2 separate regions of the Homo sapiens genome follow, and region 2 is linked to region 1. A link is an interaction called in ENCODE POLR2A ChIA-PET data of the cell type or tissue named here. Cell type or tissue: Panc1. All regions are shown on one strand. Links, peaks and the distances in the headings refer to the core of each region. The heading gives the core; the rest is flanking DNA.

Region 1 (10,787 bases), core at 1,420-9,419:
CTTTGTGACCTGTATCTTGTGCCGACCTCCTATCTCATCCTATGACTAAGAATGCCTAGCCTCCTGGGAATGCAGCCTAGTAGGTCTCAGCCTTATTTTACCCAGCCCCTATTCAAGATAAAGTCACTCTGGTTCAAATGCCTCTGACATATTTCTCCCCTCCCTTTTACAAGGGGACTCTTAATCCTAAGGGTTTTAGAGGGACAAAAATCCATCTTCCGTAACTTCTTCAGGCTAAACAGGGACAATGATATTCCTGCCTAACTACTAGGGTCTCTTGTATTCAGGGTAGAGAGGAGCTCAGTCAGGAAGCATCAGTATAGTAAGGACCATTCATAACTATGAATTTCGACAAAAGGGGATATCTGGAAGATTAACAAGGATTAAATTTAAGAAAACATTGAGGGGGAGGAGAGGTTGGAGGAAAAAAAGAAAAAAGAAAACATTGAGTAAGCTTATCCTGCATTCCTACACAAAGGGTACAACAGCAATATATTCCACAACAGTAAAGCAAAATAAGAAAAATTATCCCAAGTAAACTAAATAAGAAGGCTTTCCATTAACTGAGCAATTGCTGGAATCAAGCTAATATGGAATCACTAGCTGATTCCAGTACGTGCCCAGAATTAGAATACTGATCCAGATTTTTACACTATCCATCCCTCTTGTTTCTTCTGAGCTGCAGTCAGAGATCACTGGTTGATTGGCAGGAATAACCAGGGTTGGTATAAATTGCAGAAAAAAAACCCTCAAAAACAACTGATGAGACTAGACTCTAATAACAGGTGTAGCATATTTCTTAAAACATAATTTTTTGGGCCGGGCGCGGTGGCTCACGCCTGTAATCCCAGCACTTTGGGAGGCCAAGGCGGGCGGATCACAAGGTCAGGAGATCGAGACCATCCTGGGTAACACGGTGAAACCCCGTCTCTACTACAAATACAAAAAATTAGCCGGGCACGGTGGCAGGGGCCTGTAGTCCCAGCTACTCGGGAGGCTGAGGCAGGAGAATGGCATGAACCAGGGAGGCAGAGTCTGCAGTGAGCCGAGATAGCGCCACTGCAGTCTGGCCTGGGCGAAAGAGTGAGACTCTGTCTCAAAATAATAATAATAATAATAATAATAATAATAATAATTTTTCGGCTGGGCGCAGTGGCTCACACCTGTAATACCAGCACTTTGGGAGGCTGAGGCGGGCGAATCACAAGGTTAAGAGTTCGAGACAAGCCTAGCCAACATGGTGAAACCTCGCCTCTACTAAAAATACAAAAAATTAGCTGGGCGTAGTGACAGGCGCCTGTAATCCCAGCTACTTGGGAGACTGAGGCAGGAGAATCGCTTGAACCCAGGAGGCAGAGATTGCAGTAAGCTGAGATTGTGCCACTGGACTCCAGCCTGGGCGACAGAGTGAGACTCTGTCTCAAAAAATACAAAAAACAAAAAACAAAAAAAAACTACACATAATTTTTCTCTCTCCAGTCCTCATTTTTATTAAAAACAAATCATGATAGGACTAATTTGTTTGCAAAATAAGCTTTAGTCTTATTATACTTGGCCTGATTATTTGCATAAAGCACAGCAAGAATAATAATTTCCCATATAGGCTCATTTGTAAATTGGCTTTGATGGAACTTTGTTCCATGAGAAATCTCAGGTAAGAATTTTTTTTTTTTTTTTTTTGAGACAGAGTTTCGCTCTTGTTGCCCAGGCTGGAGTGCAATGGTGCAATCTCGGCTCACCTAAACCTCCACCTCCCGGGTTCAAGTGATTCTCCTGTCTCAGCCTTTCAAGTAGCTGGGATTACAGGCATGTGCCACCATGCCTGGCTAATTTTTTTGTATTTTTAGTAGAAACGGGGTTTCACCGTGTTAGCCAGGATGGTCTCGATCTCCCGACCTCAGATGATCCACCTGCCTCAGCCTCCCAAAGTGCTGGGATTACAGGCATGAGCCACCATGCCTGGCAAGATAAGACTTTTTAAAGCCTTAAGCTCGGCCATGGGTTTGTGCCATCAAATACCTATATGAGTAAGGTAAATTCCTCTCCTCTTGAGGTCCAAAGATAACATGGGGTTCCTAGGCTTGTCAGAACGTGACATTCTTTACTTATCATCATAGGTCAGGAACCCTGTAACCCTGCACAGGGCCTGCGTAGACAAGGTATGAGAACATTTTTTTCCCCAAGTGTTTTTTTTTTTGGAGACAGAGTCTTGCTCTGTCACCCAGGCTGCAGTGCAGTGGCATGATCCCGGCTCACTGCAACCTCCGTGGCCCAGGTTCAAGCAAATCTCCTGCCTTAGCCTCCTTAGTAGCTGGGATTACAGGCATGCGCCACCATGCCTGCCTAATTTTTGTATTTTTAGTAGAGGTGGAATTTCACAATGTTGGCCAGCCTGGTCTTGAACTCCTGACTTCAGGTGATCCACTCACCTCAGCCTCCCAAAGTGTTGGGATTACAGGCGTGAGCCACCGTGCCTAGCCCCCAAGGGTTTTTTGTTTGTTTGTTTTTTGAGACGGAGTCTCACTCTGTCGCCCAGGCTGGAGTGCAGTGGCGCGATCTCGGCTCACTGCAAGCTCCGCCTCCTGGGTTCACGCCATTCTCCTGCCTCAGCCTCCTGAGTAGCTGGGACTACAGGCACCTGCCACCACGCCTGGCTAATTTTTTGTATTTTTAGTAGAGACGGGGTTTCACCATGTTGGCCAAGATGGTCTTGATTTCCTGACCTCGTGATCTGCCCACGTCGGCCTCCCAAAGTGCTGGGATTACAGGCATGAGCCACCGCGCCCAGCTCCCCCAAGGGGATTTTATTAGCTCTATAAGTCAACTTCAATTCCTTAAAACAGTCTGTTTGTACCTGAAAGCATGCCATTTCAGTCAAAGCCTTGATAAATTAATGAGTATCTCCAACTGTGTTCTGTTACAAAAGACAGATTTTTTTTTTTTTTTTTTTTTGAGATAGTCTTGCTCTGTCACCCAGGCTGGAGTGCAGTGGCACGATCTCAGCTCACTGCAACTTCTGCCTCCCGGGTTCAAGTGATTCTTCTGCCTCAGCCTCCAGAGTAGCTGGGATTACAGGCACCTGCCACCACACCCAGCTAATTTTTGTATTTTTAGTAGAGATGGGGTTTCACCATGTTTGCCAGGCTGGTCTTGAACTCCTGACCTCAGGTGATCCACCTGCCTCGGCCTCCCAAAGTGCTGGGATTACAGGCATGAGCCACCACGCCCAGCCAAAAGACAGATTCTTATTGCACTTATGCAAATAACTGTATTGCCATAAGTAAGAATACTTACAAACAGTTTCCAAAGTTTGGAGAAACCAGGGAGAAAGGAAGATGCTCCAAATTTTGTTTGTAGGAGTATACTTTAAAAACAATTCAGTTGACTGAGAATAAAAGAACTTTTTTTCTTCAGAAAAATAAGATCCAAGAAGTGAAAAAAGCATAAAAACCTTTTAATATATGCATAGTTTGGATATCTACTTTTAATTAAGCTGACTTAACCAAATCTTTTATTATCAGACTCTAGCTAGGCCAAACAGCCTATATTTCTGGCTTTTGAACTTTACCAAAGGTAACCTCCCAGGTGTTCAGAGAAGAAAAAATTCAAGATGGGAAGTCAGAAGTTGTACATAGAGGGGAAGGAAATCAACAAGTGGCAAAGGTCACACAAATATCAACCAGAAAGTATTTATTCTCTAGGCTGAAAATTTAACCCAGGGTGCCATTGTGAAAAGACAAAACCTTAGCTACTAAGCTACAGCATTAGGCAGTTTCCATTGCTCTTCCCAGACGGAGCCTAGAGCAGTCAATTTTGAGCTTGCAAAGGCTTTTAACTACTCAAGATAATTTTTAGAGCTAACTATGACATGAACTCCAAAATTCCTGTCCTCTGGATGGCGGAAACCAAGAGAAAGTACCACCACGTGGTTACAAGGTCAAGCTCCCAAGGACATAAAACAAGACAAGAGGGAAATTTTATCCAGTTTTTGTTTCAGGGACCTCCAACAAAGTTTGTAACTGACCAGTTTGCCAGGCTGGCTTGAACAGCAGGCTTATGAGGCCCTAAGTCCATGTTCTATCCTAAGGTACTTCTTTTTATGACAGAACAATACAGAAAGATAAATTCATAGCACAAAGCACACCACATTTGCTATAGCTTAAGACTAGCCTCATGAATCTTTAATTAATCAAAAATTTGCAGAGGAGACAATGATTTTTACTGTTCCCACAACCAGTTTGCACAGAGGAGAGGCCAGAAGTCTGACTGGTAAGAAACTCTTACCCTTTTGCCAGCATGCCAGGTTTCTGGGGTTCCCTTTTCCTTTTTTTTTTTCTCTTTTGTGAGATGGAGTCTCACTCTGTCACCCAGGCTGGAGTGCAGTGGCACGGTCTTGGCTCACTGCAACCTCCACCTCCTGGGTTCAAGCGATTCTCCTGCCTCGGCCTCCCAGATAGCTGGGATTACAGGTGCATACCACTATGCCCAGCTAATTTTTGTACTTTTGTACATGTTGGCCAGGCTGGTCTTGAACTCCTGACTTCAACCTGAACCACCACTCCCAGCCGGGTTCCCTTTTCCTGAGTGGCCCTAGCAACCCTGCTTGCTGCACCATAGCCCTGGGGGCCTAGCCACAATACAAAGGAAAATCATCGCTGGGCACAGTGGCTCACGCCTATAATCCCAGCACTTTGGGAGGCTGAGGCGGGCGGATCATGAGGTCAGGAGTTCCAGGCCAGCCTGGCCAACTTAGTGAAACCTGGTCTCTACTAAAAATACAAAAATTAGCCAGGCATGGTGGCGCATGCCTGTAGTCCCAGCTAGTCGGGAGGCTGAGGCAGGAGAATTGCTTGAATGAGGAAGGTGGAGGTTGTCGTGAGCCAAGATCGCGCCACTGCACTGCAGCCTGGGCAACAGAGTGAGCCTCTGTCTCAAAAAGAAAGAAAGAAAGAAAGAAAATCATCGTTTTCCATTTCACGGAACCACAGGCAAAAGCCTCTCAATTTTGCAAGATGCCACCCAACTAGCTGCATGGGGGAACCAAATTAACCTTTCCCATTCCAACCAGAGCAAAATACGTGTCACAAAACATAGACATTAGCCATTCCCCTTAGTGGCCAATATTTAACTGGCAAAGCTCAAACTTGCCTCCGGTTGGGCCCTGTCATCTTTGATCCACTCAGTATGGGGTGGAATGACCTCCAACCAGGAATTTCAACATGTGGTCTCTGGGCAAGAAGGAAGAATAGACAGTTGCCCTGAGTACAGAAAAGACAGGAAAGGGAAAGGAGTCAGAGAGAAAGAGAAGCATTGCCTGCAGTGGGGTGGGGAAGGCTAGGAGCTAGGGAGGCCAGAGAAAGGCCCACCCATTGCAGCGACACTGAATCAAAAGCTCAGGTGGCTGCTTGTGAGTCAGGAAGGGATTTTTTTTTTTCCAGCAGTCCCATCAGCTCTCAAGTTTCTCCCTTTGGGGAGAAAAAAAGCTCCCCATATCCCGTGATTCTATACTTGCCTAATCCTGTCACCCACAGCCATCAGCAAAGATTGCAAGGCAGATTAATCCAAACAGAATGGTGGTTAACATCCCATAGTGCCAAATCCACTTTTAACCAAGAGGGACTTTACCGAGGGAGGCCTTGTTTTTTTATAAATTGAGACGAGGTCTCACTATGTTGCCCAGGCTGGTCTCAAACTCCTGAGCTCAAGTGATTCTCCTGCCTCAACCTCCTAAAGTGCTGGGATTACAGGTGTGAGCCACCGCACCCAGCCTAACCCCATAAATCTTAGGAAGGACTCTAACCTTCCTAAGTTGGGAGGCTGAGGTGGGAGGATCACCTGAGCCCAGGACGTCAAGGCTACAGTGAGCCATCATCACACTGCTACACTCTAGCCTAGGCAACAGGGTGAGACTGCATCATAAATAAATAAATAAATAAATAATCTAAGGTCCAGATAGAATGTGGGTGCTGAGAGGCTGGGCGAAGTGGCTCACACCTGTAATCCCAGCACTTTGGGAGGCCGAGACGGGTGGATCATGAGGTCAGGAGTTCAAGACCAGCCTGGCCAAAATGGTGAAACCCCATCTCTACTAAAAATACAAAAATTAGCCAGGTGTGGTGGCGGGCACCTGTAATCCCAGCTACTCAGGAGGCTGAGGCAGGAGAATTGCTTGAACCCAGGAGGTGGAGGTTGCAGTGAGCCAAGATCGTGCCATTACACTCCAGCCTGGGCCACAGAGCAAGACTCCGTCTCAAAAAAAAAAAAAAGAAAGAAAGAAAAAGAAAGAAAAGAAGGCTCCCAGGTGGTGAAAGCTAATGTAAGCCAAGATGGAAATTTGGAGGAATCTGAAGCCTAGCAAGAATCTCATAGCGATTGTCAGCATAGAAGAACAGCCAAGGTAGGGAAAGAAAACTGAGAAGTTGGAGAATAAAGAGCAGGTGACTCTTGAGCTGTCTTTAAGTGCTTCTACTAATGAAGTAAGAGAAGAGAAAATATGCCACTACTTCGTAATATCATTACTGATATTAGGTTGAACCATATGAAATTGTTGATATTCGATTGCTATGAAAATGACAATTTCATATGGTCTAACTTAATATTTTACATTATCTCATTTGGAGACAAGGAGTGCTCACACTGACGACAATTAGCAGTTAGCCGATTTATGTGGAAAATGATAGATTTGATTTCTTAATTTTTTGACAAAGCTGATATTACTCAGTTAACCACTAAAACTATTAAGTTCTATTATTGTGATTAGATTAAACCCTTTAAGAATGTAATTTTGATGCAACCATAAAAAAGAACATGATCCTGTCTTTTGCAGGAACATGGATGGAGGTGGAGGCTATTATCCTCAGCAAACGAATGCAGGAACAGAAAACCAGACCGCATATTCTCACTTATAAGTGGGAGCTAAATGATGAGAACTTATGAACACAAAGAAGGAAACAAGAGATACTGGGGTCTATTTGAGGGTGGAGGGTGGGAGGAGGGAGAAGAGCAGAAAAGATAACTATTGGGTACTGGGTTTAAGCAGAAAAGATAACTATTGGGTACTGGTTTCATCCTGGGTGATGAAATAATCTCTACAACAAACCCCCATGACATGAGTTTACCGATGTAACTGATATTTACATGTATCCCCAAATCTAAAATAAAAGTTTAAAAAAAGAATATAATTCTGAGATGCTATATTCTCCTTTTTTTCAGTATATTATGCCTTAGTTGTCTACCAATTAAGGAAACTGAGTCATAGAATCACAGAAATGAAAACCATGCAATTATCTTTTTATTTTATTTTATTTATTTTTTGAAATGGAGTCTCTCTGTGTCGCCCAGGCTGGAATGCAGTGGCACGATCTCGGCTCACTGAAACCTCTGCCTCCCAGGTTCAAGCAATTCTCCTGCCTCAGCCTCCCAGGTAGCTGGGACTACAGGTGCACACCACCACGCCCAGCTAATTTTTGTAATTTTAGTAGAGATGGAGTTTCACCATGTTGGCCAGGCTGGTCTCGAACGCCTGACCTCAAGTGATCCACCTGCCTCAGCCTTCCAAAGTGCTGGTATTACAGACATGAGCCACTGCACCAGGCCAATTATCTTTAGAGTAGATAATATTTATGAGACCTTGAAATGCAGTGGCTTACAGAAAGAAATTTAAACAATAATACATCATTATATGGGAGAGGGAGTACAAATAATACCATATAAAAGAAACAAACCATATGCAGGAAAAGGCTGGCAATAAGAAAGACATTGAGCCTACAAAAGGTAAAGGATATTCCAAACTCCACAGCTCAAAAACTTCAAACTGATCTTTGCCTAATCACGAAGGAACTGAAAGAAGCATTTAGTTACGTTACTCTGGTTCCCTAATAAAAGGAACTAGCTCTAAGGAACTAAAAAACTAAAAAAGAGAAGTAAAAAGGGGTGGCTCAACCTTTGCCATCCAAAAAAACACCAAAGGATTCAGTTGGTGTTGTAAAACGAGGACTGACTTCTGCAGATCTGGGTTTTGGCCCTAACTCTGCCACTAAATTGTTGTGTGACCTTCAGCAAATCTTCATCTTTCAAAATCTGAATTTTCACCTCTTCAAAATGAAGATGTGGAACAAATGATCTAAAACAATATAATTTCCAACTTAGAGAAAAATTTCAAGAACAGTACAAGAAACTCCCAGAAGTCCTTTATCCAAATTCATAAATTAATTACATTTTGCTCCATTTGCTTTATTATTCTCTCTTTACATACATAGTTATAAATATATGCACATTTTTTCCTGAAATATTTGAGATATATTCGAGACTCATTACCCCTGAGTGTATTTCTTAATAACAAGGTCGGCCGGGCGCGGTGGCTCAAGCCTGTAATCCCAGCACTTTGGGAGGCCGAGGCAGGTGGATCACGAGGTCAGGAGATCGAGACCATCCTGGCTAACACGGTGAAACCCCATCTCTACTAAAAATACAAAAAAATTAGCCAGGCGTGGTGGCGGGCGCCTATAGTCCCAGCTACTCGGGAGGCTGAGGCAGGAGAATGGCGTGAACCTGGGAGGCAGAGCTTGCAGTGAGCTGAGATCGCGCCACTGCACTCCAGCCTGGGTGACAGAGCGAGACTCCGTCTCAAAAAAAAAAACAAAAAAAAAAACAAACAAGGTCATTGTCTTATGTTACCACAGTATAGATATAAAAATCAGGACATTTAACATTGATGTAATACTATCAACTAATTCATAGTCCATATTACATTTCGTTAGTTGTCCTAAAAATATTATTATTTTGATAGAGACAGAGCCTTGTTCTGTTGCCCAGCTGGAATGCAATGGCTGAATCATAGTTCACTGCAACTTCAAACTCCTGGGCTCAAGCAATCCTCTTGCCTGCCAAGTAGCTAGGCCTACAGGCATGTGCCACCACATCAGGCTAATTTATAAATTTTTGTTGTAGAGAGTAGGTCTCACTATATTGCCTAGGCTGGTCTCCAATTCCTGGCCTTGAGAGAGAGCCTCCTGCCTCAGCCTCCCAAAGTGCTGGGGTTATAGGCATGAGCCCTAAAAATATGATATAAGACTATTTTTTTCCTGGTCTGGAATCAAATCCAAGATCACATACTGCCTTTAGCTGTCATGTCTCTTTTGTCTACCTTAATCTGTACTAGTTCCTCAGTCTTTTCTTTCTGTTTTCTGACCTCGACATTTGTGAACAGTACAGGCCAGTTATTCTATAAAAGGCCCTCAGTTTGGGTTGGTCTGAGATTTTCTCGTGATTAGATTCAGCTTGTGCATTTTGGGCAGGGTTACCATTGAAGCAATGTTGTGTCCTCAGTGCTTCTTATTAGGAGGCCCATGGAAGTCAGTTGGTCCTAATATCAGTGATATTAGGTTTCATGACTTGGTTAAAGCAGTGGTAATGAGGTTCCTCCACTATTTTCCCTTGTAACTATTAAGTAACTTATGGACAGATACTTTCCTATGTAAATAACCCTCTCCTTATCAAACTGCCACCCACTAGTTTTAGCATCCACGAATAAGTTTCTTACTCCATCATTCTATCTATATTTACTAGTTATCATCCTATTGTAAGGAAAACCTTGCCCTTTCCCTACATTTATATTATTATTCACCTAGAGGCTGATGATAAAGGAAATGTCTGAATTCCATTATGATAAAGCTGACAATTGCTATCAATTTTTCTATAGGTGTTGGTCTACAATGTGATTTTCCCTCAAGAAATTAAATAGTGCCACTGCTCTCCAGTTCAGTAATACATGAACCACAGCATTTTGACTCTAATGTACATGGGCCATTGTTGTAGGTTATGAATATCAATACAGTAATATACAAAGGTTCTTAAAATTAACCTTGGATTTAATAAGAGGTAACACATTTTCACATATAATTTTTTCATTTTACTTAAGAAAGACAATGTTCTTGGGGTTCTTCCGATTAAAGTTCTGAATTTAAATATTAGAAATAAAATAGGACTGAAAACCCAGTTACATTATCTTATAGCACCAACCCCATAAGAGGTATCAGTTTGCAGACCAGGATGTAACAATGAGGTTGAAGTTGCAGTGAACTCTGGACACAGAGGCAGAAGCTTGGCAGAAATATTTTAAAGGAGCCAAAAGAAACTAAAGCTCATAAGGTCACATCAGAAAGGTAAATTTGAAAAATACAGTTTAAATGCAACGCTTTCTAAATTGGTCAAAAAGTACTTAGGTTTCAGTTATATGTTCAATCACTTGACTGTAAAGTGATTTTCTTTCTTTATTTAATTTTTTTTCTTTTTTTTTGAGATGGAGTCTTGCCCTGTCGCCCAGGCTGGAGTGCAGTGGCGTGATCTCGGCTCACTGCAACCTCCATCTCCCAGGTTCAAGCAATTCTCCTGCTTAAGCCTCCCAAGTAGCTGGAATTACAGGAATGCCCCACTATGCCCAGCCAATTTTTTTGTATTTTTAGTAGAGATGGGGTTTCACCATGCTGGCCAGGCTGGTCTCGAATTCCTGACCTCGTGATCCTCCCGCCTCGGCCTCCCAAAGTACTGGGATTACAGGCATGGGCCACTGCACCCGGACCTTTAATTTTTTTTTTTTTTTTTGAGACGGAGTTTTGCTCTTGTTGCCCAGGCTGGAGTGCAATGGCGCATCTCGGCTCACTGCAACCTCCACCTCCCAGGTTCAAGCGATTCTCCTGTCTCAGCCTCCCGAATAGCTGGGATTACAGATATGTGCCACCATGTTTGGCTAATTTTGCATTTTTAGTAGGGCTAATTTTGTATTTTTA
Region 2 (10,787 bases), core at 1,373-9,372, 52 kb before region 1:
TTGAAATGGAGTTTCACTCTTGTTGCCCAGGCTGGAGTGCAATGGCCCGATCTTGGATCACGACAACCTCCACTTCCCAGGTTCAAGCGATTCTCCTGCCTCAGCCTCCCAAGTAGCTGGGATTACAGGCATGCGCCACCCCGCCAGGCTAATTTTTGTATTTTTAGTAGAGACGGGGGTTTCTCCATGTTGGTCAGGCTGGTCTCGAACTCCCAACCTCAGGTAATCCACCCGCCTTGGCCTCCCAAAGTGCTGGGATTACAGGCATGAGCCACCATGCCCGACCCAGGAGAAACATTTTCTAAACAACTAAAAATATGCAGGGGACCTGGATAATAAGGGAGGTTTGTTTTCTATTGTGTTTAAGGTTTTTACTTCTGTGTTTTTAACCCCAGAAAACACACACTCGCTCTCTCTCTAAATATATATATATTTTTATATATATATATATGTATGTATACTTTTTTTTTTAGGGATCAGAGACGCTGGCCAGGATTAAGGTTATACCAAACATATTCCACACTGCCATTTTCCAAACTAAATGAAATAGCAAAAACGTGGAGAAGGAATTTACAGGAATGGAGTACTACAAAGACAGATGAAAACTCTACAGAGGTGTTCTTCTTGGAAGTGAGTGGGAGTAGGAGATGAGGAAAGGAAAGTTAAAGGCTTATGCCCTACTCAGTATTCAAAGCAAGGAGCATATAGTTTGAGAGCTAGCTCTACTTTTGAGACAAATGTCTAGACTTTCATTCTAAGTCAGGTTTCCAAATGGCTGTATCCATTCATAAACTGTAATAACCAGGATTTCAAATAGACTCACAAAATCCAGTTATAAGGACTATGTCTGCTTAGAAGCATCAGAGCAGAGGGTCCCCTCCAGTAGAATAGCCATCTCTTCACTATGATATTTTGAAACCAGTTTGCCATTTTCCACTTTTTGGTTTGGGATGTCAATCCTTTCATTCAGTTTACTATAAATGGGAGATCCTCTTATAATTACTCTACTATGATATACAACATTGAGTATACACTACTGTTGTACCTCCCATAAAGTACATTATAAGCTGATATCTACTTAAAAGGAAAAACATACCTCCAAAATAGTACAAGCCTGTTGGATTCAATATTTGTTTATAAGTTCCTAGCACTCAGATCAAGATCCCTCATTTTGTCAGGTACAGTGGCTACTCGGGAGGCTGAGGTGGGAGTATTTCCTGGGGCCTGGAATCCAAGGCTACAGTTCGCTATAATTGTGCCTGTGAATAGCTACCACACTCCTGGGCAACACATGGAGATGTCATCTTTAAAACAAAAACAGGCCAGGCCCGGTGGCTCACACCTGTAATCCCAGCACTTTGGGAGGCTGAGGCGGGCTGATCACTTGATGTCAGGAGTTCAAGACTAGCCTGGCCAACATGGTGAACACCCGTCTCTACTAAAAATACAAAAATTAGCTGGGCTTGGTGGCAGGCACCTGTAATCCCAGCTATTTGGGAGGCTGAGGCATGAGAATTGTTTGAACCCGGGAGGAGGAGGTTGCAGTGAGGCAAGATCGCACCACTGCACTCCAGCCAGGGTGACACAGCAAGACTCAGTCTGAAAACAAAACAAAACAAAACAAAACCCTCATTTTCCAAGAAAGCCCATGAACAAAGAGAAGAAAAACAAGGAAAAACTGAAGACATGGCAACTCCTATTTTATGGGAACTTAAAGAGGTTTTGGTGAGTACAAGGAAAATAATGAGGTTTTTTTTGTACTTTGAGGTCACTGGTATAATTATCAAAGGTATTAATATCAACATTATTACTACTCTGATACTCAGGTTCACACATTAGTCATTTTTTTCTTGTAGAGGATAAGATAATTAAAGTAACTTATCCTTTTCTTCTGCTCTTCCCTTTCCTTCTCGCTCTTCTCTTTTTTGTTTTTCTTTCTTTTTTTTTTTTGAGAGGGAGTTTTGCTCCGTTGCCCAGGCTGGAGTGCAGTGGCGCGATCTCGGCTCACTGCAACCTCCACCGTGCCCGGCTAATTTTTGTATTTTTAGTAGAGATGGGGTTTCACCATGTTGGCCAGGCTTCTCTCAAACTCCTGACCTCATGATCCGCCTGCCTTGGCCTCCCAAAGTTCTGGGAATCACAGGCATGAGCCACTGCGCTGGGACTTTTCCTTTTTTTTTTTTTTTTGTCTCAGGGTCACTTAGGCTCTCACACTGGGTGATTATACTTGGACTAAATAGCACAAAAATGTACACAATGTAAAATTTATACCACACCGTATGCTCTCAAACTCAGGCTCCTGTACATAACAGTGCTCATGCCAAGGATTCCTGCATGGTTTTGAAACCCAGTGCTCCTAAGGCAGCTATGTGGAATCATAAGATATTTGTTCTACTGATTCAGCTAAGTCTGGGTTTAGAATGGTCCTTGGTCTTTGTAGCAAGAGAAACATCTGTCCACCAAAATGAATGGCTAAGATGCGCCAAATCAAATAATTTCCTTAATTGGACAGATGAGAAAGGAAAGAGCAAGCCCCACTTAGAGTCCCTTTCATTGGAACTCCCCAACAGAATCCTGGTGCTAGGTGAGGAAACAGAATAAAGTCTTCCAATGAGGAAACAGAATAAAGTCTTCCAATCTTTCAATCCTTGCTACTGAAAGACTAGAATTTGATCATTAGATCAGTGTTTGGTGGGTTTCAAAATTAGTGACCTGGGAAGTCCCAGACTGGCAACCAGCACTTCCTCACTCCATGAAAGTGTGGCTGTCCCTTTCAGCTAGTTCGTTCCTTCAGTTCAGCCTTTTTGAGTGCCTCACCTAGCAGCGACACAAAGCAGAACAGTTACCTGAAGAAATTTTAAATATTCAAAGCTGCATTGACTATGTAGACCCCTTGTTTTATTTTTCAAGTTTGAAAATATGTGTTCAACAGAATTCTCTATTTAAAAAAAAAAAAGATTTTAGGGCAGGCGCAGTGGCTCATGCCTGTAATCCCAGCACTTGGGAGGCCGAGGTGGGAGGATCACGTGAGGTCAGGAGTTCAAGACCAGCCTGGCAAACACGGCAAAACCCATCTCTCCCAAAAATACAAAAATTAGCCGGGTGTGGTGTCATGCGCCTGTAGTCCCAGCTACTTGGGAGGCTGAGGCAGGAGAATCACTTGAACTCGGGAGGTGGAGTTGCAGTGAGCCAAGATTGCGCCACTGCCCTCCAGCCTGGGTGATAGAGAGGGACTCTATCTCAAAAAAAAAAAAAAAGTTTTTAAAAAATGGCATCTCCAAACTCAATTTTCTTTTTATTTCTTTTTTTTTTTCTTTTTTTTTTTAAATTGACATGGGGTCTCACTCTGTCACCTAGGCTGGAGTGCAGTGGCGTGATCTCAGCTCACTGAAGGCTCTACCTCCTGGGCTCAGCAACCCTCCCACCTCAGCCTCCTAGTAGCTGGGACTACAAGTGTACACCACCACACCTGGCTAACTTTTGTATTTTTGCTGGAGATGGGTTTTTGCCATGTTGCCCTGGCTGGCCTCAAACTCCTGGGCTCAAGCGATCCTCTCACTTCAGCCTCCTAGTAGCTGGGACTACAGGTGTACACCACCACGCCCAGCTAATTTTTGTATTTTTGGTGGAGACAGGTTTTTGCCCTGTTGCCCTGGCTGGCCTCGAACTCCTGGGCTCAAGCGACCCGCCCGCCTGAGCCTCCCAAAGTGCTGGGATTGGAAGTGTGAGCCACCATGCCTGGCCCCAAACCCAATTGTCTGTTATAGCATTTGTAAAAGTATTTGTTAACTATGTGATGTTTACCTTAAACTCAAAACATTTACCAGTTGACAGCATTAGACTCCTAATAATTTAGAAAAGAGAAGAAAACAAATTCTTAAGTTCTATACTGCTTAGGCATTCATATGGGTAGTGCTGGGTACACAGTAATAGAAAGTTGTTGGCAAGAGGTCAAATTTATAAAAGTATATTGAAAAATTATTTTAAAAGGAAAAAGCAAGGTCCAGCATGGTGGCTCACACCTGTAATCCCAGCACTTTGGGAGGCTGACGGTGTAGGATCACTTGAGTCCAGGAGTTCGAGACCAGCCTGGGCAACATGGTGAAAAAACCCGTCTGTATCAAAAATACAAAAATTAGCCAGGCATGGTGGCATGTGCCTGTAGTCCCAGCTACTCAGGAGGCTGAGGCAGGAGGATCACTTGAGCCCAGGAGGCAGAGGTTGCAGTGAACTGAGATTGTGCCACTGCACTCCAGCCTGGGCAACAGAGTGAGACTCGTCTCCAAAAAAAAAAAAAAAAAAATTGAAAAAAGGAAGAAGCAGGCTGGGCATGGTGGCTCGCCCCTGTAATCCCAGCACTTTGGGAGGCTGAGGCGGGTGGATCATCCTGGCTAACATGGTGAAACCCCATCTCTACTAAAAAATTAGCTAGGCATGGTGGAGCGCACCTGTAGTCCCAGCTACTCAGGAGGCTGAGGCAGGAGAATAGCTTGAACCTGGGAGGTGGAGTTTGCAGTGAGCTGAGATCAGGCCATTGCACTCCAGCCTCGGTGACAAAGCAGGACTCCATCTCAAAAAAAAAAAAAAAAAAAAAGGAAGAAGCACATTTCACTAACATGGTATGGTGTGCTAGAAACTTGCCTGTGACAGTATATGTCACATTTTCTTCCCTAGACGAGGAAAATCAGGGAGATAAGGTCAGCCTAAAAGTTGAAAGAATATAAAAACAAAATGAAAGCAAACAAATTGGGCAGCCTCTTGGGTCTGTCATTATAACACTCAGAGGAGACTAGCTCAAGTATTACATGGGAGGACAAGGTGCCTGGGTGATCACCTGGTGCTCCAGTCTGTGAATCTCCTGGGTCAGAGTGCCTCAAGAAGGAAGCCACAGTCCTCACTCCAGACCAAGTTGTGTGCCAGTGATGTACAGTACTAGGAATCCTTCTTCCATGGGGAGCTATTGAGGAGCAACTCAGTTCCAAAACAGGGTTTTCCAAATTGCCTCACTCTATAAGCTTCCCTGAGGGCCAGGCATTAGGAGAACTTGCCTGGTGTACCTGTAAAGGAAAAGGAAAACAACAGAGGCCACAAACCACAATGATGTAACTAAGTATGAAAGAATTTGTAACAAAAATAAAAATAAATTTTGTTGAATTATTTCAGCTTTACACTTAAAAATCAGAGACCAAAATTCCTTTTTGAATTTCTTTTTCTTTCTTTCCTTCCTTCCTCCCTCCCTCCCTCCCTTCCTTCCTTCTTTCTTTCTTTCTTTTTTTGTTTTGTTTTTTGTTTGTTTGTTTTGTTTTGTTTTGCTTTTGAGATAGAGTCTCTCTCTGTTGTCCAGGCTGGAGTGCAATGGCATGATCTTGGCTCACTGCAACCTCCGCCTCCCGGGTTCAAGTGATTCTCCTGCCTCAGCCTCCCGAGTAGCTGGGACTACAGGCGAGTGCCACCACGCCCAGCTAATTTTTTTTTTTCTTTGTATTTTTAGTAGAGACGGGGTTTCTCCATGCTGGCCAAGATGGTCTCAATCTCTTGACCTCATGATCTGCCTGCCTCGGCCTCCCAAAGTTCTGGGATTACAGGTGTGAGCCACTGTGCCTGGCCTTTTTTTTTTTTTTTTTTTTTTTTTTTTAAGACGGGTCCCGTTTTTTCACCTAGGCTGCAGTGCAGTGACTGGAATGCAATGGTGTGATCATGGCTCACTGCAGCTTCGACCTCCTGGGTTCAAGTGATCCTCCCACCTCAGCCTCCCAAGTAGCTGTGACTACAGGAGCACACCACCACACTGGGCTAATTTTTCTGTTTGTTTTTTTGTAGAGATGGGGTCTCACTATGTTACCCAGGATGGTCTCAAACTCTTGAGCTCAAGCAATCCTCCTGCTTAGAGGTGTGAGCCACTGCAACTGGATCCTTACTGAATATTCTAAACTTTTACTTTGTTTTTTTTTTTTTTTTTTTTTTGAGACAGGGTTTCACTCTGTTGCCTAGGCTGGAGTGCAATGGCACAATCTTGGCTCACTGCAACCTCTGCCTCCCGAGTTCAAGTGATTCTCCTGCCTCAGCCTCCTGAGTAGCTGGGACTACAGGCAGGTGCCACCGCGCCCAACTAATTTTTTTGTATTTTTAGTAGAGACGGGGTTTCACCATGTTGGCCAGGCTGGTCTCAAGCTCCTGATCTCAAGTGATCCACCTGCCTCGGCCTCCCAAAGTGCTGGGGTTACAGGCATGAGCCACTGCACACAGCCTAAGCTTTTACTTTGAATCACTTTATTTATTTATTTATTTATTTAGAGACAGACTCTTGCTCTGTTGCCCAGGCTGGAGTGCAGTGCCATGATCTCAGCTCACTGCAACCTCTACCTCCCAGGTTCAAGTGATTCTCTTGCCACCGCCTCCTGAGGAGCTGGGATTATAGACGCACACCACCACGCCTGGCTAAATTTTGCATTTTGAGTCGAGATGGGGTTTCCCCATGTTGGCCAGGCTCGTCTTGACCTCAGGTGATCCACCTGCCTTAGCCTCCCAAAGTGCTGGGATTACAGCTGGGCCCTTTTTTTTATTTTTATTTTTATTTTTTTTTTGAGACAGGGTCTCACTCTGTTGCCCGAGCTGGAGTGCAGTGACATGATATTGGCTCACTGTAGCCTCAACATCCTGGGTTCAAGTGCTCCTACCACCCCAGCCTCTGGAGCAGCTGGAACTACAGGCACACATCACCATGCCTGACTAATTTTTGTATGTTTTGTAGAGACAGGGTTTTGCCATGTTGCCCAAGCTGGTCTTGAACTCCTGACCTCAAGTGATCTGCTTGCCTCACCCTCTCAATGTGTTGGGATTACAGGCATGAGCCACTGCACCCACACATAGGTGTGTGTTGTCTTTTATTTGGATTGGTTCCAAATAATACATCGCTTCCAAATGATACAGGCTGGATGTGATGGCTCATGCCTGCAATCCCAGCACTTTGGGAGGCCGAGGTGGGCAGATCACCTTAGATCAGGAGTTCAAGACCAGCCTGGCTAACATGAAGAAACCCTATCTCTACTAAAAATACAAAAATTAGCCGGGCGTGGTCATGGGCCCCTGTAATCCCACCTACTTGGGAGGCTCAGGCAGGAGAATCATTTGAACCTGGAAGGCAGAGGTTGCAGTGAGCCCAGATCCTGCCACTGCACTCCAGCCTGGGTAACAGAGCAAGATGCCATCTCAACAAAAGAAAAAAATTATATTCCATATAGATATTACTAGAGGTCTAAACGACAGTGATGTCTTCAAATGAAAGAAGAAAAAATATCTTAGGGAAGCATCTCTTACAGAACCAAAATTTGAAGATTTGGGAGATTTAGAAGATTTAAAAGAAAATATGGAGTAATATAAACATGAAAACGAAAGTGTGGTAGATCCTTCATCTCACACAAATTTTGCCACATTGATAGATGCTATCTTGGGCCAGGCATGGTGGCTCGTGCCTATAATCCCAGCAATTTGGGAGGCCAAGGCAGGGGGATTGCTTGAGGCCAAGAGTTTGAGACCAGCCTGGGCAACATAGCCAGACTTAATCTCCACAGTAAAAAAATTTGCCCAGCATGGTGGTTCATGCCTGCAGAACCAGCTACTGGGGAGACTGAGGCAGAACTGCTTGAGCCCAGGAGTTCGAGGTTACAGTGAGCTATGATTGCACCATTGCACTCCAGCCTGAGTGACAGAGCAAGACCCTGTCTCAAATAATAATAATAATAATAATAATAGAAGCTATCTCACAAGTGACTATTATGTGTGTGCTATATAGTCTCTAATACTCACAAAAATCCAATAAGAGGCATTATTATGTCCTATATAAGCAAAGAAACTGAGGCTCATATAGATTATGTAATTTAAGGTTACAATACTGGTAAATGATGGAGTCAGGATTCAAACTCAGCTCTCTTATAAATTCTGAATTCTGAGGTTTTCAATAAAAATGTGCAATAAATCCAATAATGTTAGAAATGTACTTTTTCAAGGTACTAATATTAACTGTTAGTAGAAGCATCTGTGTGTGTGTGTGTGTGTGTGTGTGTGTGTGTGTGTGTGTGTGTACTGATCCCAATCAAAGAATATAATTTCTTTGGGTCTCTTAGAGCTTCTCATTTCTGAGTGTGATCCTAGGATTAGCAGTTTAAACCTCACCTTGGAGCATCTTAGAAATGCACAATCTCAGGCCCCACTTCAGACCTTCTGAAACAGAATCTGCATTTTGACAATATTCCAGGTTATTTTTCTGCAAATTAAAGTTTGAAGCCTGGCCAGGTGTGATGGCTCATGCTTGTAATTCCAGTGCTTTTGGAGGTCAAGGCAGAAGGATTGCTTGAGGCCAGGAGTTTAAGACTACTCTGGCCAACAGTTATATAGAGACCTGGTCTCTAAAATAAAATAGTTTGAGAGGCACGGTCTTTTTTTTTTTTTTTTTTGAGACAGAGTCTCACTCTGTCACCAGGCTGGAGTGCAATTGTGTGATCTCTGTTCGCTGCAACCTCTGCCTCCCGGGTTCACGCCATTCTCCTGCCTCAGCCTTCCAAGTAGCTGGGATCACAGGTGCCCGCCACCACGCCCAACTAATTTTTTGTATTTTTAGTAGAGACGGGGTTTCACCGTATTAGCCAGGATGGTCTCAATCTCCTGACCTCGTGATCTGCCCACCTCGGCCTCCCAAAGGGCTGGGATTACAGGCGTGGGCCATGGCGCCCGGCTGAGAGGCACTGTCTCAAGGATGGGTGGTTCCCTTCCAGTTACTAAGGAGGCTAAGGTGGGAGATCCCTTGATTCCAGGAGGTAAAAGCTATAGTAAGCCTAGAATAAAAAAGCGAGACCCTGTCTCAAAAAAAAAAAAAAAGATGGGTGGTTCCACGAAGAGGGATGCCTCTTACTCCCATTGTGGCCATCCACATTCATAGGACCAGGGAGGGGAAAGATGGTAAGAATGCACTCACATTATAACCTTTACTGTCTGATTTTTAAATAAATGTTCATCAGTCATTTTTTATGACAGCTTTGAAATATAATTACAATTCACCCATCAAATTGTACAATTCAATGGTTTCAGCATATTCAGAGTTATGCAACCATCACCACAATCAATTTTAGAACATCTCATCATCCTGAAAAGAAACTCCATACCCTTTAGCCTCCTCTCCCCATTCTCCCCAGCTTCAAGCCCTAGGCAACCATTAATCTACTTTCTGTACGCCAGGGGTGATGGCTTACACCTGTAATCCCAGCACTTTGGGAGGCCGAGGTGGGCAGATCACCTGAAGTCAGAAGTTTGAGACTAGCCCGGCCAACATGGTGAAACCCCATCTCTACTGAAAATACAAAAATTAGCCAGGTCTAGTGGCAGGCACCTGTAATCTCGATTACTTGGGAGGTTGAGGCAGGAGAATTGCACGAACCCAAGAGGTAGAGGTTGCAATGGGCAGAGATCGCAAGACTGCACTCCAGCGTGGGTAACAGAGTAAGATTCCATCTCAAAAAAAAAAAAAAAAAAAAGAAAAGAAAAGAAAGAAAAATATCTACTTTCCATTTCTACAGATTTGTGTATTCATGGACATTTTTTAAAAATGGAGTCATATAATATGCAGTCTTTTGTGACTGGTTTCTTTCATTTAGCATACTGTTTTCAAGTTTCATCCATGTTGTTCACCTGTCTCAATCCTTTCTCATAAGTGGTAGCATTCTTCCAACAGATGTGTGGGTGCCAGACAGCAATGTGACCCTCTCACCCACTCCTCCCAGTGGAGTTCCTGACTACCGTCGTTCCCCTACGAGAAGCCTTTCTCCTCCCGTTACTGACTACTCTAGTAAGGAGGACTTTAGCAGAGTTCTTTTTTTCCATTTTCTCCCTGGGACTTAGCAGCTCAAGTGCAGCTGGCCCTTGGCCAAGCTTCCTCTCCAAGACACCTGCAGGTGCTACCAGTGCTGCCACCTTATGCCCATTTCTTGAAGTAGTGGACACTGGATCAGGCACTGTCTTCCTCCCTGAGAGCCCTGCTCTTTGCTGTGTTCACAATCAAGGTTGTGACTCATGACAGAGTGTGACCAGGAGAGGTCGAGGGTGTGCTGTGTGGGAACTCATGCCTGGTACCTTGAAACAACCAAGAGGCAGAGAAAGAAGCAAGCGCAAATGCACATGGAGCTCAAGAGGAGCGTGATTTTAAATCTCTCTTCCTGATTATCTTGGCTGTTTCTTCAGCTTCCACTTTTCTTCCTCTCTTCAGTTCACTTTCATTTCCCTATGTTACTCCTCAAAGAATAGGGAACCTACACGTCTCTCACTGTTCATTTCCACCTGGATTGTTTTCTCTTGTCACGTCAAGGGGTACAACTGTATACTTAGACATTTGGGTATGCTTAAGTTACTTCTATAAAAAAGAATCAGTCTAAACATTCTGCCCTGCTGAATGGCAAAACAAGGAAAAGGTTTTCTGTTTTCCAAAAAAATAAAGATGTTCTTCCTGAATAAATAAAGCTACCCAAACACAAATTTTTAAGAAACACACTTAAATTATCAGTCCCAAAGAAAAACTAGCATAGTAATTAAAATACTTTCCCTAAATGTTCATGCCTGAATCTGGGACCTTGTCAAAGTTCATTCTGGGGTGCATAGTTCCATTACAGATTATCATGCACGACCCTGAACTCCCTGAGTAGACCGTATATCTCCACTTCAAGCTCTTATTCCTGGGAAAATCTTTCCAAATTAAGGCTGCAGGCACTTATCTACCTCAGACTCTCATTGCCACTCTATGA

Evidence for each region. ChIA-PET counts read pairs that join two places held together with the same protein. Peaks named below come from ENCODE experiments on the same cell type or tissue, not always from the same donor. Only the 100,000 strongest peaks of a DNase experiment are listed, where the experiment ranks them.
Region 2: POLR2A ChIA-PET joins it to region 1 with 28 read pairs; 34 of 35 experiments call an interaction of 5 or more read pairs at or near these places.

Annotation. Positions count from the first base shown.
Region 1 is chr1:26,625,267-26,636,053 of GRCh38, reverse strand. No RefSeq gene overlaps it. Among named protein-coding and RNA genes, the nearest start is that of ARID1A, 65 kb to the left of the region's middle. In Panc1, for the core only: no CTCF peak of the experiment used is centred there; no DNase peak of the experiment used is centred there.
Region 2 is chr1:26,676,900-26,687,686 of GRCh38, reverse strand. No RefSeq gene overlaps it. Among named protein-coding and RNA genes, the nearest start is that of ARID1A, 14 kb to the left of the region's middle. RefSeq lists an enhancer at 9,697-9,746. In Panc1, for the core only: no CTCF peak of the experiment used is centred there; no DNase peak of the experiment used is centred there; H3K27ac peaks cover 876 bases.